Regions from separate parts of the Homo sapiens genome. Here region 2 is linked to region 1. A link is an interaction called in ENCODE POLR2A ChIA-PET data of the cell type or tissue named here. Cell type or tissue: OCI-LY7. All regions are shown on one strand. Each heading gives the region's core, and the rest is flanking DNA. Links, peaks and the distances in the headings are about the cores only.

Region 1 (4,397 bases), core at 327-4,326:
AGAAAAGTGGTACACAGCATGTTACCTTTTATGGTTCTTGGTCCTTATTTTTATAGGAGAGCCTGTTTTAGCTTGTCATTATAGTGGAGTTTTATATTGAACTGTGTAGAGGAGGCATTATTTCTTAATTCCTTCTAAATGTGCCTTTGGAAAGAATACACTTGTATTGAGTCCCTGCTCAAGGTGAACAACTGTGTGCGTATTTAATTAACAAATCAAAATTTGTTATTGACTTAACATTCAAAGCAATCAGACTGCGTGATGGTACAGATTATATTTTGGTAAGATTTAGGTAAATCACAATTTACAAAAAACCTATAGTTTAAAACATGGTTGATATAAGAACAAATATATTTTTGTTTTTTAATTTGTAGTGAGAAAAATTATAGCTCTGCCTAATTAAGTAAATTGTGAAGTTTTTAAATATGCACTTCTTCATGAAAAATATAAAAGCTGAATGAAAGTAGAAAGAAGGGGGAAAGAAATTACCTGTGCCCTGTCAAAAGACATCTACTAGAAATATTTTGGTGTATTCCTTTCCTGCCTTAACTCAGTGATATTTTATGTTTGCTTATCTCGGTGTATCCAACAAGTATTGATTTTTATTTTGAAGGAAAATTTGAGAATGGTGTTGCAGAAGGAATGGTGGATCCAAGTCTCAATCCCATTTCAGCCTTTCGACTTTCAGTTATTCAGAATTCTGCTGTTTGGGCCATTCTTAATGAGGTAAGCATATATCAAATCAGTGAAACAACTTAGAAACTACATTTTTATTATGTTTTTATTTTGTATTTAAGGCCTTTTTGGAATTGAGAATTAACAGCTTTATCATACCTTTTATGATTTTGTATTTCAGATTCATATTAAAAAAGCCACCAACTGATCATCTGAGAAACCAACACATTTTTTCCTGTGAATTTGTTAATTAAAGATAGTTAAGCATGTATCTTTTTTTTATTTCTACTTGAACACTACCTCTTGTGAAGTCTACTGTAGATAAGACGATTGTCATTTCCACTTGGAAAGTGAATCTCCCATAATAATTGTATTTGTTTGAAACTAAGCTGTCCTCAGATTTTAACTTGACTCAAACATTTTTCAATTATGACAGCCTGTTAATATGACTTGTACTATTTTGGTATTATACTAATACATAAGAGTTGTACATATTGTTACATTCTTTAAATTTGAGAAAAACTAATGTTACATACATTTTATGAAGGGGGTACTTTTGAGGTTCACTTATTTTACTATTATAGACCCTCTTTTATAGATTATCAGGGATTATATATATAAATATATAAATATACATAAAAATGTTATGGAATTAATTTATTAGAAACACTTAAGAAGTACATATTTTTGTGCAGTAGATTTTTGAATCGATACTTTTTTTGAAAACCAGTTTCCTTGCTTTTTTAAGTTCTTTCTATATTTTTCTTTGGAAATGCAAACATTACAAACCAATGCCATTTTTCAAATGCACTGCCATTTAAGATTGATTATAGATGGATTTCTTAATTGAAGTACTTTTATAATCACAGTGACTGAACAAAATATTTTCAAAGACATTTGTCATTCCTTAAAGCCAAGATTTTAAAGACTAATGTCCTTCCTGAGGGTTACTTTACTATACTGTGTATGGTGTATAGCCACAGAAAGTCAGTCTGATAAATTTTCAATGTGTAAGTGTGATGCATTCAACCCAGATTATTGTAGACTTAACTTATTATATTTCCTCTGATATGTAAAATGACAAACTCTTCTTTCCTTTTTAATCTTTGTCTTTAATCCATGAATTAGGTGCATTATCTGCTGTTGATTCTTTTATATCTGCACTCATTTTATGACGTCAGACAAAATGTTTTCTAGGTGTTGCTATTGTATGAGTCATAATTGGTATAATTTTAAAGAAAATTGTAATATTGTTTTTTGGTGAAATATATTATTAGTAGTATATTTTCCAAAATGATTTTATTGTAGTATGAACTGATAAGTGAGTCCCGTGTCCAAGAGACTGTATTTATTACTCTTAAACACGCTATTCCAAATGATATTACTACTATAAACAAAGAATATTACCGGTCTCAGCAATCAGTGATCTTTATAAAAGTACTTTTAAAAAATGATGAATTATCACCAGGCGCTGTGGCTCACGCCTGTAATCCCAGCACTTTGGGAGGCCGAGGCGGGCGGATCACGAGGTCAGGAGATCAAGACCATCCTGGCTAACACGGTGAAACCCTGTCTCTACTAAAAATACAAAAAATTAGCCAGGCGTGGTGGCAGGTGCCTGTAATCCCAGCTACTTGGGAGGCTGAGGCAGGAGAATGGCGTGAACCCAGGAGGCAGAGCTGGCAGTGAGCTGAGATCGCACCACTGCACTCCAGCCTGGGCGACACAGCTAGACTCCGTCTCAAAAAAAAAAAAAGATGAAGTATCAACATCAGTTCCCAGCCAGTCTGCTTGGACACACTGGGGTGCCACAAGTGGGTTGCAGGTTGGTTGCAGACGGGCAGAGATGGATTCTGCTGAGCTTTCAGAGTGACCACTGGCTGGGGCCTAGCGCTGGGGCAAGGTTCCAGCTGGCTGCCTCTAGCCTGGAGGAGCTTCATCTAGTTACCCAATGTGCTGAACCAACAGCATGAAATAGCATCATTTCCTGTGCTGTGTTACAAAGTGCAAACGTTTGGAAACACTGATACAGTACAATTATTTCCATCACTCCATGTTGTTATAATTTTTAGTTACTTTTCTTGATTGAAAAGTCAATCACATTGCCAAAAATGATTTTTATGTCAGTTAAAGGCCAGTTGAAATTTTTTTATTAGGATGTTTTAAATTTACTTTTCACTTTCTTGAATTTTTTTCTTCTCAAATTTCCTTGGCCCAGTGCCCATGAGCAAATTTCATTCAAAAACAGGAATAACCTTTTGTCATAAAATTTTGGCACCAGCTTGGTATACTAAATTACTGCAAAGATAACTGAGTACCAGAAGTAAAAATCTCTGCAGGTGGGCTTAGGAGTACTCTTGGGTCCCTGGTTCCTCAGTTGCCAACTCTGGTTTCATGAAGAAAGACCATGCTCTGAAAATCTAGGGAGGAGAAAGTTATTGCAGCACCTGGTGTGATTTGTTACAACTTCTTTAAAGACAGCCTGCCTGGCTAGCTTTTTCCTGTTTTCATGCAGTTTGCCCTCCCAGCATTGGTCCACCTGTTGTTCCCAAGAAACTCATTCTTGTTCCCAAGACTCCTTTTAGCCAAATCTTTCCTATCATTCCAGGACTTTTTTGTGCTTCTCTCCCCATGAATCTACCCGTGCCTAGGGTGTGTGCCAGGCACGTGGCAGGTGGCCAGTCAGCATCTGGATGTGAGACCAATTATTCCAGCCTGCCCTCCTCTTTCTCTTTTTATCATTTTGTATTATTTTTGAGACAGGGTCTCGCTTTGTTGCCCAGGCTGGAGTGCAGTGGTGCTCTCATAGCTCACTGCAGCCTCGATCTCTGGCCTCAAGCAATCCTCCTGCCTCAGCCTCCCAAAGTGCTGGGATTATAGGTGTGTGCCACCATGTCCAGCCCCCTTTCTCTCTCTTAACTCCCTCTCCCTGCTGTCGTTGCCATACTCTTGCATACACAATCGGTTGTCTAGTTTTTGATTGTTTGTGTGTATGGTGTGTGCTGTCTCTCTGACCAGATTTCAGGTTCCTGAGGCGAGCCTGCAGCTCATACTGCTCATCTGTCCTCTCCTATGGTGGGTGCTCAGGGCCTCTCACTGTTAGTTACTCCCTCCTTTCTGCCCAGTTCTGCACTCAACTAGTAGAAGCAGCCATCCTTTCCCCAAGCAGGAAATTGTAGTGGTCGCCCTTAAGAGCAGTGTGAGGGCAGAAGATTAAGGGAGGGGAAGAGTCCCTGGAACTGGAAGAAGGTAAATACTTTGCCTTGAGAGGGCGCCGAATCATTTTACCAAAATAGTAAATGGAAAAAGTGTCAAAGGTTGGGACTAGTTTTAAAAACACATATAGCCAGTAGACACATGGGGGCTGTTTAAATAAAAACATTTTTTTACCCGGTTCTGCCATCACACACACTAGTGACATTCCAAGTACTCAGTGGCCATGTGGAGCTAGTGGCCACCACACTTGACACCACGGATGCAGAACTTTTCCATCACTGCAGAAAGCTCTGTTGAACAGTACTGTGTCCAGAGTGCTAATTATGAACAGCTTAGAAACCACAATTAATACATTCTCATGAGGTTAAAAGCAGACATGGGAATAGAACATAATGCAAATGATGATGAATATTTTGGGTGAGAAGAGAAAGCTGAGGACCCATTTCTAGGATTCTAAGATGTAAGATTTCTTAAGTTCTTTATCTTAGTCTCATGCATTCTCCACA
Region 2 (4,397 bases), core at 274-4,273, 140 kb before region 1:
CAATGTGTAGTGCTTGGCACAAAGTAGAGAGGCTCAGTAAATTCTTATTGAATTGAAATACAATTTTTTTTTTTTTTTTTTTGAGATGGTGCTTCACTCTGTCACCCAGGCTGGAGTGCAGTGGTGCAATCTTGGCTCACTGCAGGCTCGACCTCCCGCATTCAAGCGATTCTCCTGCCTCGGTCTCTTGAGTGGCTGGGATTACAGGCGTGCACCACCATGCCCAGCTAATTTTTGTATTCTTAGTGGTGACGGGGTTTCACCATGTTGGCAGGGCTGGTCTCGAATTCCTGACCTCAAGTGATCCGCCTGCTTTGGCCTCCCAAAGTGCTGGGATTACAGGCTGAAATAGAATTTCCGATCATAAGTAATTGACCCGAGTCATCAATAAAAGGCTACATTATATTTGTCACATTCTTTTTTTTTTTGAGACAGGATTTCACTTTGATATGCAGACTATAGTATAGTGGTGCCAACTTGGCTCACTGCAGCCTCAACCCCCTGGGCTCAAGCAATCCTCCTGCTTCAGCCCCCCAAGTAGCTGGGACCACAGGTGTGTACCATCTTGCCTGGCTAATTTTTGTATTTTTTGTAGAGACAGAGTTTCACCATGTTGCCCAGGCTGGTCTCAACCTCCTGAGCTCAAGGGATCTGCCTGCCTTGGCCTCTCAAAGTTTTGGAATTACAGGCATGAGCCACTGCACCCATCCCATCCCATTTTTTTTTTTTGAGATGGAGTTTTGCTGTTGTTGCCCAGGCTGGAGTGCAGTGGCGCAATCTTGGCTCACTGCAACCTCCGCTTCCCAGACTCAAGCAAGTCTCCTGCCTCAGCCTCCCGAGTAGCTGGGATTATAGGCATGCGCCACCATGCCCGGCTAATTTTGTATTTTTGGTAGAGACCAGGTTTCACCATGTTGGTCAGGCCGGTCTCAAATTCTTGACCTCAGGTGATCCACCTGCCTCGGCCTCCCGAACTGCTGGGATTACAGGCATGAGCCACCACACCTGGCCCATCACATTCTTTAAAAAGCGGAGAACTGATTAACACATTCTTGAAAATGTGGAGCAAATGTTGCATGACCAAGTGTTTCTTAATCAGTTTCCTGAAATTGCAGCTGTCTTCTTTCAATTCCCATAAAAGTGCTTTAACATTTTTTATACTAATACTGTAGTTCCTCAAATTTTGACTTCTGAGCACCAATAAGGAAATGTGGAGAGAAGGGACATTGCTACACAGTTGGTAGGAATGGAAATTAGTATAACTATCATGGAAAACAGTATGGAGCTTCCTCAAAAAATTAAAAATTGAACTACCATACACATCCAAAGGAAATGAAATCAGTATATCGATTGGGGGTGCTGGCTCAGACCTGTCATCCTAGCACTTTGGGAAACTGAGGTAGGAGGATCATTTGAGTTCAGGGGTTCAAGTCCAGGGGTCTCCCTATGTTGCTCAGGCAGGTGGATCACCTGAGGTCAAGAATTTGAGACCAGCCTGACCAACATGGTGAGCAACATAGGGAGACCTCATTTCTACTAACAATTTAAAAATTAGCTGAGTTTGGTGGTGCACACCTGTGGTCTCAGCTACTCAGAAGGCTGAGGCAGGAGGATTGCCTGAACTTGGGAGGTCGAGGCTGCAGTGAGCCCTAAGCATGCCACCGCACTCCAGCCTGGATAACAGAATAAGATCCTGTTTCAAAATTTTCTTTTTGATTGATTTCTGAAAAGAAATCAGCATGGCAAAGAGTTATCTGCACTTACATGTTCACTGCAGCATTATGCACAATAGCCAAGATATAAAATCAACCTATGTGTGTATCAATGGATAAATGGATTTTTAAAATGTGGTATATAAATGCAATGAAATGCTATTCAGCCTTAGAAAACAAGGGAATCCTGTTATTTACAACAACGTGGATGAAGCTGTGGACATTTTGCTAAGTGAAATAAGCTAGGCACAGAAAGGGAAATACCACATTATTTCATTCATAAGAGAAACCTAAAAACCTCAAACTCATAACAGCAAAGTGGAATGGTGGTTAACAGGGAGTCAGGGCAGAGGTGATGGGGAATGCCTTTAATGGCCAGAGAATACCAATTTTCAGTTAGGCAGAAGTTCAAGAGGTCTATTATACAGCACGGTGTCTATAGTTAATAACAATGTATTGTATGCTTGAAATGTGCTGAGAGTAGATTGCATATGTTAATTAGTGTGATTTAGTCATTTCACAATGTAAACATATATAAAACACGTAGTACATCATAAATATATATAATTTCTATTTGTCAATTGAAAAACAGTCGTCTGGACCTGCTTCCTGTCACATAGGTCAATTTGCATCTTTTTTTTTTTTTTTTTTTTTTTTTGAGACTAGCGTCTCACTCTGCTGCCCAGGTTGGAGTGCAGTGGTGCCATCCGGGCTCACTGCAGCCTTGAACTTCTGGCCTCAGATGATCCTCTGGCCTCAGCCTCTCATGTGGCTGGGGCCATATGTACTCACCACACCACCTGGCTAATTTTTAAAGTTTTTGTAGAGCTGGGTCTCTTGTTAGTTGCCCAGGCTGACCTCAAACTCTGGGGCTCAAGCGATCCTCCTGCCTCAGCCTCCCAAAGCCCTGGGATTACTGGTGTGAGTTGCCACACCTGGCCTAATCTGTGTCTTTATCAATACTATAGGAAACGAAAAAGAAAAAACAAAGAACTAAACAAACTACCCCTTAGACTCAAATAGCCAATTACTGAAACTGAATTTGACTCGCGGATTCTGGTTACTTGTGCATATAGCCCAGGTTTCTTTGGGACCCCAGGGCTTGTCATCAAAGACAAAGTATCTAGTTGAATGGGGGAGATCATTAGGAGGCAGTGGCAAGCCCCAGAAAAGAAAGTGTCCCACCGTTGGGAGGCACATGGGGAGGCGGGTGGGAGTTCAGTCACGCCTGGCAGAGGATGTATGGAGGCAGGTCCCTCATGCCTTTAACTGCTCCACTGCTGCCTTACAACAAAGGAGAGACCTTCCAGACCCTCATCTGGCATCCTTCCCCTCTTTTCTCCTGAGCCCTGACATTCTGGCAATGCTTCGGCAACACAGAAGATAAAGCGTGGAGAGGGAGACTCAGCCACATTTTCTTACAGATGAGGGTGTGTGGCTGGAAAAGGGCCATTATCGACTCCTGTTCTCGCTTCCCCTCCTCTCTCAGAGTCTGGAGAACTTCGAGAAAAAAGGAGGAGGACACAAAAGGAAATAACAAAAAAGATGCATCCGGAGCAACTATGAGGATGGTAAATTGGTGTCTAATTCTGAAAATCATAATTGGTATAAATGCTATGTACTGTGGAAGGAGGGATGAAGGGTAGAGGGAATAAAAAAGAACATGAAGTTAGAATCCTTGGCATGAAAGCCTGCCATTTATACAAGCAAACAAACAAGATCAGGGACTATCAACTGGCTGGCTGAATTGGACCAATAGGCAGGTTTATTCAGCCCCACACTTCAAAAATTAGGAGATCTCCAAATTAAAATCTGGGAATCTGACCTTTTGTAACAAATCAGAGGATTTGCAACACCAAGAGCATCATCACAGGCAACGACCAGCTTGGATGGGCAGCGGCTGCCCCTGCAGGTGGGTCAGGTGCTCTTCCGTTGGACACAGTCTCCACCACTCCCTGTCGCTTGCTCCTTGCTCCCCATCAGCATAACTGTTTGGGCCTTATAGCATATGCATTTATCACTCCCTACTAGGACGTCCACAACATGAAATGAGAGAACGATTTGGTAAGTTCAACAAAAGGCATATTATGCAGCCACCATACATTCTTTGTGGAAAGAGAAGTGGCATAAATCAATTCATAAATTATCTCAAGTTGTTTCCTCTGGAGTCCTGGGCTGGCTGTTGGATGAATTCATCTGTCTTCTAGCAGATGGACAAGAAAATTGAATTGTAGTGGCCCATCAGGTGTCGATCGCAGCCTCTGGGTCCGTGTAGGTGAGCCCTCACCACAGAGAGAATGAGAGCTGGCTCTAGGACGGGGTGTTGATCTGTGCACAGCTGCCCGGGAAAGGGCCTAGAGAGAGGAGCTATGGGTCCTGCACTGACATCAGCCTTGAACATGAGGCTGGCGTGGCAGCGGCGGCGGGGTGGGGGGGGACATGAATAATTCATATCGCAACCAGATTGATGCTCAGTGAGCTTCAATAGGAATGAATTACCTTGTGTGCATTTCCTGCCTAAATGTCAGTGTATCTTTTCACAAGCGCCTGGGACGGGTTTATGAATAGGTGCATTCTCTGATGCCTCTGCTTTAGGCAAGGCAGTTTCAGAATCTTGGCTGAGTTTCCAACTTCTGACTTGCTATTTACAAACTGTAATCATAAGATTTCAAGTGACACATGACT

Evidence for each region. ChIA-PET counts read pairs that join two places held together with the same protein. Peaks named below come from ENCODE experiments on the same cell type or tissue, not always from the same donor. Only the 100,000 strongest peaks of a DNase experiment are listed, where the experiment ranks them.
Region 2: POLR2A ChIA-PET joins it to region 1 with 5 read pairs; 2 of 35 experiments call an interaction of 5 or more read pairs at or near these places.

The regions. Positions count from the first base shown.
Region 1 is chr2:98,622,052-98,626,448 of GRCh38, reverse strand. MGAT4A (alpha-1,3-mannosyl-glycoprotein 4-beta-N-acetylglucosaminyltransferase A) reads left to right here. Exons shown (of 16, transcript NM_012214.3): 15 at 614-726; 16 at 857-4,397. The coding sequence ends at 883. Among named protein-coding and RNA genes, the nearest start is that of UNC50, 16 kb to the right of the region's middle. In OCI-LY7, for the core only: no CTCF peak of the experiment used is centred there; a DNase peak (open chromatin) is centred at 2,618.
Region 2 is chr2:98,761,383-98,765,779 of GRCh38, reverse strand. LINC02611 (long intergenic non-protein coding RNA 2611) reads left to right here. Exons shown (of 4, transcript NR_126337.1): 4 at 3,202-4,397. Among named protein-coding and RNA genes, the nearest start is that of LINC02611, 8.3 kb to the left of the region's middle. In OCI-LY7, for the core only: no CTCF peak of the experiment used is centred there; DNase peaks (open chromatin) are centred at 1,088, 2,359 and 4,169; H3K4me3 peaks cover 2,961 bases; H3K27ac peaks cover 3,672 bases.